Linked DNA regions of Homo sapiens: region 1 is linked to region 2. Evidence: chromatin loops called from intact Hi-C (ENCODE). Cell type or tissue: PC-3. All regions are shown on one strand. Region 1 overlaps MNAT1 (MNAT1 component of CDK activating kinase). Region 2 overlaps MNAT1 (MNAT1 component of CDK activating kinase).

What was found. Hi-C counts contacts between places; a loop is a spot of excess contacts. Peaks named below come from ENCODE experiments on the same cell type or tissue, not always from the same donor. Only the 100,000 strongest peaks of a DNase experiment are listed, where the experiment ranks them.
Region 1: it touches region 2 in a loop (2.0-fold over the local background); 1 of 110 quality-filtered maps calls a loop at or near these places.

What each region holds. Positions count from the first base shown.
Region 1 is chr14:60,964,714-60,969,713 of GRCh38, forward strand. MNAT1 (MNAT1 component of CDK activating kinase) reads left to right here. Exons shown (of 8, transcript NM_002431.4): 8 at 3,516-5,000. The coding sequence ends at 3,636. Among named protein-coding and RNA genes, the nearest start is that of TRMT5, 14 kb to the right of the region's middle. In PC-3, no CTCF peak of the experiment used is centred here; no DNase peak of the experiment used is centred here; H3K27ac peaks cover 467 bases.
Region 2 is chr14:60,803,390-60,808,389 of GRCh38, forward strand. MNAT1 (MNAT1 component of CDK activating kinase) reads left to right here. Exons shown (of 8, transcript NM_002431.4): 4 at 4,936-5,000. Among named protein-coding and RNA genes, the nearest start is that of MNAT1, 71 kb to the left of the region's middle. In PC-3, no CTCF peak of the experiment used is centred here; DNase peaks (open chromatin) are centred at 2,792 and 4,782; H3K27ac peaks cover 1,150 bases.

The DNA.
Region 1 (5,000 bases), 160 kb after region 2:
ATAAAGGTATACATGAAATGATACTGACTTCTGCCAGAAACCCCAGGAATCCTGTTCAGTGATGTACTTGTAATGGTCATGAAAGAATAAAAACACAGATGTGGATTAAGGTAGAAAAGTACAGAAAACACTAAATTTTCATTGTGCTGTTTCAATGTGGCAGATTCTTTAAAATACTTCGACATGCTACAATAATTAAAGGTTTTAAGAACATTAAGATACTTAAAAAATAAAAGCCCACAATTGAATAACAAAAATGAACTTTGTTTTATTTTTTATTGGCATTAATGTAGGTTGCCGTGGTGAAAATAGTTTGAAATACTTCACAGTAACAGTTTTGTGCAGCCCTAGAGATCAAAAACAGCAAAGTAAATAAGCAGGACTCTCAACGACTCATACTCACAGACATGTTTAATGTAAATGATTGCTAGAAGGGAAGGGCATTTTCTTCAGTGCTATGCAAAGAAATTTTAATTGACTTGGTTTTGGCAGTGAGAATTGTACAACTTAGCATTAATAAGTCAAATTTAAAAATTTGCTCATTACTCTGGATTATGACTATGTTCAAGAAATACTATTTTCAAGCACTAATCATTTAGATAAAACTTTTTTTACACATTTATGGCATCAAGGAGTATGACTGTTTATAACATTTTACCTATAAAGCTGAACTGTTTTATATACTCTTTATGGAAACATGGCCATAAATTAAAAGATGCAACTGTTTTGAATATTTTACTGGTGGTCCTCTGTTTTCCTGCCAGCAGTGCAGCTGTTTCAGGTTTCTCAGGATAACATATAAAAAGCTGTATGCACACTGCAAGTTTATGCTCAAATTGCCAAGCCAGATATGGTATGACTCAACTTTCCCAGAAGCAAGCTGTACCAAAATGTGATGAATCAAAACAGTTAGTTGCACAGTGGTTTGTATTACAGCTATGAAAACCAATTCTCATTTATGATGTTTGGCTTTTCAAGGTTGACAAACATTCTACTGTGGTGCTTGAATTTTACCATAAGTGAACATCTATTGAAGCTAAGACTATGCTTTTCTTTTGAGGATCTGAGGAAAGGAAAGGGTGATACATTATCATCTGGTGTGCGGATAAAAATTAGCTGGAAACTTGTATCAGGAATGGAACATTTCATTTCCAAGTTACCTATAAAAATATTACTCACTTATTATTTGTATGATAGTTATTGAATTCCCTGTGAAGCCAGGTTAATTTTTAGACCTTTCTGAGGTAACTTAACATTTACTTCATTTCTCATGCATCAGAATCTTAACAGTTGATACTTTATTGTGTCTTGGAAAGTAATAAGCAGATAACTTTATGGCCATGGGGTAGGTGTGGTGAATCCCTATTTCAATCCTATGCGACCTAAGGTTCTATCAAGAGTTTAACAACGACTATTTTTCTTTTTTTTTTTTAAACAGGGTCTCACTCTGTTGCCCAGGCTGGAGTGCAGTGGTGCGATCTCCGCTCACTGCAACCTCTGCCTCATGGACTGAAGTGATTCTCTTGCCTCCCAAGTAGCTGGATTACAGGCACCTGCCACTGTGCCTGGCTACTTTTTCTATTTTTAGTAGAGACGGGGTTTCACCATGTTGGCCAGGCTGGTCTGAAACTCCTGTCCTCAGGTGATCCACCTGCCTCGGCTTCCCAGAGTGCTGGGCTCACAGGTGTGCGCCACCACACCCAGACAACAATGACTAATTAATAATAGTAGTCTCTAAAGTGGGATGTGTCCCATGAGGATATGTAAGATACAGTATATGGAGAAAATATTAAAACATTCATTCATTAATTTATTTAGAGATGGAGTCTCGCTGTGTCACCCAGGCTGGAGTGCAGTGGCGAAATCTCGGCTCACTGCAACCTCCACCTCCTGGGTTCAAGTGATTCTCCTGCCTCATCCTCCTGGGTAGCTGGGATTACAGGCATGTGCCACCACGCCCAGCCAAGTTTTTGTATTTTTAGTAGAGATGGGGTTTTGCCATATTGGCCAGGCTGGTCTTGAACTTCTGACTTCAGATGATCCGCCCACCTTGGCCTTCCAAAGTGCTGGGTTACAGGTGTGAGCCACTGTACCCAGCCAGAACTTTTATTTAAATATTTTTATTTCATCCTTTTTCTATTTATATTTTTATATTACACTGACTATATTAGTATCTTATGTATATAATTATATATAGTAACATATAGTACATTAGTATTCTACATAAAACATATCTGAGATATGTTTTATGGCTATAAAATACTATCAAAAATGTTTTTGTTTTTGTTCAATAAATATTCTCTTCTTCCTTCCGCTTTCCCCTTTCGCCCTTGGCAGAGAAGCAAATAATTGAGTTAAAACCTTGATTTGTGGCAATGTGAATAAATTATAGCTAATTCCAGGAACTTAGCTGCATCCTACCTTGACCCATTTTTTCTACTGGACTCTTATATTGCTCTATATGTTTTAGCTACACAGGTTTATTAAACATGGATACAGATGAAAAACAGACTTGTTATGTTAGAAGTTATAAGTTGCTCATGCATTAAGATTTTGACACACAGGAAGTTTGAATGAATGAGTGAAAAAGGTTCCAAGTTATTAAAATGTTCTGGTACCTGATTTATTCATTTGCCATACCAGTAATTCTAAGGTGGGTGAAGCTCCTTTACTTCCTGAAGAAACAAGTTAGTTTCTTAAACTAAGCATTAAAAGAAAGCTGGAATTATTTGTTTCCAGAAGTGTTAGTAGTCATGCTAAGTTGCCCTTCTTTGGCTAGATTGTCCAATGTTTTTTAGGCCTGTTTTGTCTATTTTTGTCAAGATATAAATGTTTAATTGCTTTAAAAAAACTGTGTGGTTGCAGAAAAAAATTGTACTGTTATATTGTTGAGATCAATGAGACTTTTCTGTATTTACTTTTTCAGACATTATTTTGAACTCAGGCTCAGTCTCAGAGATTTCTTCAACATGTAATTTTCTAATGTTTCCTTTCCTGCAAGGAATGAGACAATATATTCTTGGAATATTAAAGTACTTTTGAAGTAACTCATACGTTTTCTCCCCTCTTCCATTTGTTTAGCTATTGAGGGTTTGCTTTAAAACAAATTTATGTAGAAATATCAGTACTATAATAGTATTGTGATACTGTGTATTTCTTAAGCATATGCCAGGAAGGAGAGCATTAGTTAGGTGTCCAAAAAACAGCCAACAAAACAAATCAGCTCTGAAAATCGTGAAGCAGTGAATATTTTAGAATTATTTTTGAAACCTCTTTCAGAACTGTTTTTAGACCCCGTGGTAATTTGCTATGTAATTTAATACTAGTTTAGGCACTCCATGTACAGTTGGTATGTTTCCTTTTGAAAGATAATAATCTATTTATAATAAAAGTCTGAATATTTCAATCTCGGAATTCCTCTTTAAAACTTGAATCAGTTTTACTATTGCTTTTTAAAATGTTACCTATTTATATTTGCTTTGTATATCAATGCTACACTTCTTGTTTTGTTTTAGGTATTTAAACCATGTCAGAGCTGCCTCACCACAGGACCTTGCTGGAGGCTATACTTCTTCTCTTGCTTGTCACAGAGCACTACAGGATGCATTCAGTGGGCTTTTCTGGCAGCCCAGTTAACCATTTATAAGATTTGGACCTTGGAGCTGAACCAGGGAGCTAGCAAAAGTAAAGCAGACTTATAAAATTATAGCTATGTGCAGCTGCACAACACAGTCCTTCCACTAGCAGCTGTGTTAAAGTATTTATAAGGAGAAAATTTCAGAACTAAGTTGAGTAATATAGGGGATATATATTTGTGAAAAATAATTTTTACTTATATTTTTCAGAGGATTTGACACGATAAGCCTCATCTGATGGAAGAGAGGAATAAATAATTCACCTATATGTGTTTGAGGTTGTGACAGACTTATAAAATCTTTTTAAAAAATAAAGCTATAATTTATATTAAGTTCTGTGGTTTTTCTCTTATTACAGTGTTTTACTTGAACACATTTTAAATACCATTTTGATTACAACATTTACTGTTAATATCCAAGTCTATTATTTCTTCTCATAAAATGTTCCCCTTTTTCCTAATGTCTTGTTAATACTAGTCCAGACAAGTGGATATATTTCCTTTGACCAAGTTATGGCAAGAAAAACCTGACCCATGATAATGTCATTCCCTCAATACTAAGGACTCAATGCCTGTTTTAAGCAGTGGAAAATGAGGCAAACCTTGATCAAGGTGTTATAGTTCCCAGCTGTGAGCCACACTCAGGATAAAACAAAACCCAGCATTAACCTGCTTTAGTGACACATTCAAAGAAGTTAATAAAATTTAATACTTAAATGATACCTTTCACCTCCAATGTAAGCTCATTTTATGATGAATCCTTTGGAGACTGGAGAAGGTACATTTTAAGTACAGTTCCCTATGTATAAATTGTATACTGATACAGTTTTTTTGTTGAAACTTCAAAGGCTTTTATTACCAGGGTTTTGCTTAAAGAGTTTAGATATGAATAGGATGATATTGCAGCATCTCAACCTTGTATGAGTCTGTTACATAGAGCATTGGATATGGGATATAGTTTCTTAAGGAAATTAAGGGATTTCCTATCAAATCTCTATTACAACAGATGTTAGTTTTATGGGTAGAAACTTAGGTGAAACAAGACTTGTGGTTACATTAGGATGGACTATCCATCTGTAACAACTCCATCTTATTTTACTAAGCAGTTATTAATTAATTTTAGCAATACATCTTCATCTTTATTGTACTTCTATCTTTGTTAAATGAGAAAACCAAGGCATCAAATAATTGAGTAGACAAAGATCATATTCACAAGTTAGTAAAAAGCCAGAATTAGAATGCAGGTTTTTTTTTTCAAAGTCCAGTTCCATCTACATTCTACCAGACTGCATATCCTATTCCTGTATCTATTAGGTATTCCCGAACTGAGGATTAGTGTTTTTAAGTACAGTCTATAAATCTGTTC
Region 2 (5,000 bases):
GCTGTACACACATTATCTCATAATTTTTGAAACTCTAAGAGACAGGCATTTTTATTCCTATTTTGCATCTGGAGAAGAGGCACAGAGAGCTTAAGTATTGTGCCCAAGACTGCATTGCTAGTAAAGAATGGAGCCAAATTGTAAATATAGGATTTTCTTACTTTCTGAGTCTAGAACATGGAGTTCTATGGAATTATTAGAGATGAGAGAAAAAAAGTAGTTTGGGGCCATATTTTGAAGGATATTAAAGACATTTGAACTCGATCTTATAGGTAGAAGGGTGCTGTTGAAGATAAACGTTTAAATCTGGAGTAAGAAAACTAGAATTATTAGGGTGCCTCAGAGGGTCAGTGTTTGAGGATTCATAAATTGGAGATTGAAGTAATTTTGTTGTATAAATTTCATTATGAATCTTTTGAATATGAATATAAAAATGAAAACATTATAATTTTAATAATAGCATCAAACATTTTCAATAGAAGGGGCACACATGAAGATGGACTTTCTTATGGCATTAACAATAGACTCTTTTCTGTGGTTATGACAATCTATACATAAAATTCTTGTTCCTTATGGCTCCAGAGATTATCTCAAAGGTTTATTCTTAGTTTCATAATGAACAGATTATTCTTTTGGTGCAAAACAGATTATTCTTTTGGTGCAGAGAATACTTATCTTAAAAGGGTGAGAAAGTCCTAAGGGCTTTAATTATAAATTCTGGATGTCAAAAAGACTTCAAAATTGTACGTGAATAACATTAAATCTTTCAGAAAATACAATAGGCTTTTTGTTTGCTTTTAATACTTGACTAAAGGCAGGTCAACATCTAAGCTAAACCAGTAAACAGATAAAGGGTCAAATGATTGTTATAGCAAATTAGCTTCTATTCCTTTTTCTTCACGGCTATTGTACCAACCTGATTCATTGGGTATGAATGAGACCTGCTTCATCTGAAAACTTTTAAAATAGTAATTCGCTTTTATGGTTCTTTTCTTACTTTTTAAAGGAAGAGACTTGTATTATCTGATTATGATTTGCATTTATTATTGCTGTTACCTTTGCTTCTAAATTAAAATCTGAAACAAATTATTTTACTTTTTTTGGAATTCATAAAGTTTTCTTTTTTAAATTTTTATTTATTCATTTATTTTTTAGAGATAGGGTCTCACTCTGTCTCCCAGGCTAAAGTGCAGTGGTACTATCATAGCTCGCTGTAGCTTGAAACTCCTGGGCTCAAATGATCCTCCTGCCTCTACCTCCCAAGTAGCTAGGACTACAGGTGTGTACCACCACACTTGGTTAATTTAATTTTAAAAGTTTTTAATTTTATTTTTTTGGTAGAGATGGGGCCTCATGTTGACCAGGCTGGTCTCAAACTCCTGGCCTCAAGTGATCCAGAACTCATAAAGTTTTTGATAAGCATAAAAGAAATTGCTTATATAAAAACAGATTAATTTCACTTAGGATTTAAGTTTGCCTATTTCTGGGCTCTATTTAATGGAAAAGTTAAAATCAGTAGTAAACTGTCTAGTTTGCTAATAAACAGTGTTTTTTAAACTGTTTTGAACATACTAGTAGAGCTCTACATGGGATATCAATTTGACCGCTTACTTTTCAGTAGATTCATACCATAAGAAACCAAGATAATTTAGTCCTGTCCTTTTGAACCTTCCTCCTTTGCCATGTTCAAATCAGTAATTATAAAGGTTATTTTAGTTAAATCTATAATTATAAAAGTAATTATAAATGTTGGGTATTAGTTTATTTTTTCTCTCATGATAATTCAACAAGTATTTCTTGAGCCCTTACCAGATGAGAAGTTTTTTCTTTTTTCTTTTTTTTTAAAAGTAGACTTTTTTTTAGTGAAGTTTCAGATTCACAGCAAAATTGAGCAAAAAGTATAGAGAATTCCTATATATCTCTTCCCTCTACATGTGCACAGTGCACAGCCTCCCCCATTATTAACATCCTGCACCAGAGTGGTACATTGTTACAATCAATGAACCTACATTGAGATATCATTATCACACAAAGTCTGTAGTTTACACTAGGATTCATTTTTGGTGCTGTATACCCTATGAGTTTTGACAAACGTATAATAATGTGTATCTACCATTATATCATACAGAGTCATTTTAACTGTCCTAAAAATCCTTTGTGTTTTTCTGTGTGTTTATTCCTCCCTACCCCAACCCCTGACAAACACTGTTCTTTTTAGTTTTTATAGTTTTGACTTTTCCAGAATGTTATATAGTTGGAATCATACAGTATGTAGCCTTTTCAGATTGGCTTCTTTCACTTAGCAATATGCATTTAAAGCTCCTCTGTGTCTTGGCTTTATAGCTGATTTCTTTTTAGTGCTGAATAATATTACATTTTTTTAAATCTGCTGAAGGATGTCTTGGTTGCTTCCAAGTTTTGGCAATGATTAATAAAGCTGCTGTTACCATTCATGTGTGGGTTTTTGTGTGAACATGTGTTTTCAATTCATTTGGATAAATACCTAGGTGCTTGATTGCCAGATTATATGATAGAGTATGTTTAGTTTTGTTAGAAACTAGGAAGCTGTCTTCCAAAGTGGCTATACCATTTCACATTCCCACCAGCAAGGAATGAGAGTCCCTGTTGCTCCAGATCTGCACCAGCATTTTATGTTGTCATTGGAGTTTTGCCATTCTAATAGGAGTGCCTTAGAAGTAGTGGAAGTGATAATAAAGATGAATCAGACCTAGAAACTGCCCTCAAGGAACATTCTAATAGGTCAGACAAGATGTGCACATTGAAAATAATTATACAGGGTAGGAAGTGGGTAAATGCCAGCAGAGCGATATTAGACAATGTATTGTAAGCATTCAGGGATGGAGAGATTGTAACTGCAAAGTGTCTCATAAGGAGGAGCTGGTCATTAAAATGGGTATAGAAGGGTGAGTCATATGTGGATATTCACTGTTGTTCTGGGTTGAGGTTGGTACTGAGATGAGCCCTATGGGTAGGGAACAGTTTAATCACAGGTATGGAAATGGGAAAGTGTAGGGGCATACAAATGCAGAGGACTGCTAGGTAGCAGTGGTTTTCAGGCATTGAGAGAAATGACACAACTAGTTTTGTAGGCATTGTAGATAAAAGTTCAGGTTTGGAATCAGATAGCCTAGGTTAATGGCTGGGCATGGTGGCTCACGCCAGTAATCCCAGCACTTTGGGAGGCCAACGCGGGTGGATCACTTGAGGCCAGGAGTTCAAGACCAGCCTGGCCAACATGGTGAAGCCCTGTCTCTACTGAAATATACAAAAATTAGCCAGGCATGGTGGTGCATGTCTGTAATCCAAGCTACTTGGGAGGCTGAGGTTGGATCTGGTAGATGTTGAGGATGGTGAGAGTTGTGAAAGATCATTGGATTTGGTTGCTTAGAGGATGGCCTATTAAATACAAGAGGTAGATTTTGAGTGGTTGGTAAAGATAGTGGAATCACCATTTTAACTAAGGATCAGAGGTAACTTTTTGAGAGTGCTGCTTGTCTGGAGCCTCCCTCTGACTGTTTTGTGTCAGGACTAGAGTGTGATTTATGAAGATTGTCCCACATTGCATCCTAGCCAGATTCCCTGACTTATTTTCTTTCCCACTTTATGTTAAAAAACTGGAGAAGTTGCTAGAGGATAATTGCTTCTCATTTTCTCTCAATTCTTCCAGATTTAAAATTGCGTATGATAAAACTGAATAGACTTTTGCCTTTATACCTAAATGAGCCTGGATTTTCAACAGTGATTATGATAAATTGATGTTCTGAAATAAGTTGGCCTTTTGAGAAGAAAAAAATGAAATTATAGATCAAACTGGTCATTTGAGTCTGTTTGATGGCTTTACTCAACAAAACAAGCAACTCTGTGTTGGTCCTCCGGTGTTACTTTTCAACTCTTATAAGCTATTAAAGGAAAGAGTGAGATGGGGAAGCAATCTGTAGAAACCCAAGGGATAGAGCAGAGTTATTTAGGGTAGATCCGTCTTGTTTGTAGGGCAAGAAGCAGGAAGCAGTGGTAAGTAATTGGAGAAGGGGTGGAAGGGCTAATAATGGATGTAGAAAGATTACAAGGGAAGCTAAAGGAGGCTTGAATTGAATTATGGAACAGGAGAGTCTTACTGATATGGATTCCTCCATATGAGTTTATATATAGCAAGAAGGTCTTTTTTTAATTGTTCAGAGTATTATAGTAACTTTGATTTACATATGGAAAATTAGAAGGGAATATGGCATTCATAATTCAAATTATTTTGAGTTGGAATTATAAAAAGAGAGTTGTAATTTACAGAAAATTTAGTAGTATCTAAACATGTCTCAGTGGTTCTCTTAAGAAATTCTTTTACTTTAAGTTTTGGTGCCAGTTTATCCTTTATTTTTCTTCTTAAGTTCCAACTCCTTTATTTCATACGTTTCTAGAGCTAGACTACAAGGGAAGTAATTCAAGCCTGTGTCTACTCATGTTGGAGACAATTGGAATGGGGATAAAACCTGTTTTTTGTTTGATATAAATTATAAAAATATATGATTTTTTAACTCTTTTTTTAAAATTCTGATTCTTGTAGTAGATTCCAGACTTACTCTTTATATTAAAAAAATTTAAACAATTTTTTTATGCTTTTAAAGCTAGAGAGGGGACTATAAAAATCAGATCTAAGCACATATCTTAGGTTTTCTGGAGTGATCCTGACATTTAGGTATTTTGTGCGAGTCAGACAGTCTGTCCTTGTGTTTGGCTTGGAAAACATGTTTGCCGTAACTAGAGCTAGTCTCTAAAATAGGTAGCTGATTAAAAGGTCACAAATAGAGCTATAAAGAATGACAACCTAACAAATGAGTCACTGTGGTATTTGTTTTTTATTGTCTACTCAAGATTTATATTAAAAATATTTTTCATGTCATCGTTTCCTTTCTAATGCAGTTTTCAACTTGACCAACAATGTGGATTTGGACAACACCAAAAAGAAAATGGAGATATACCAAAAG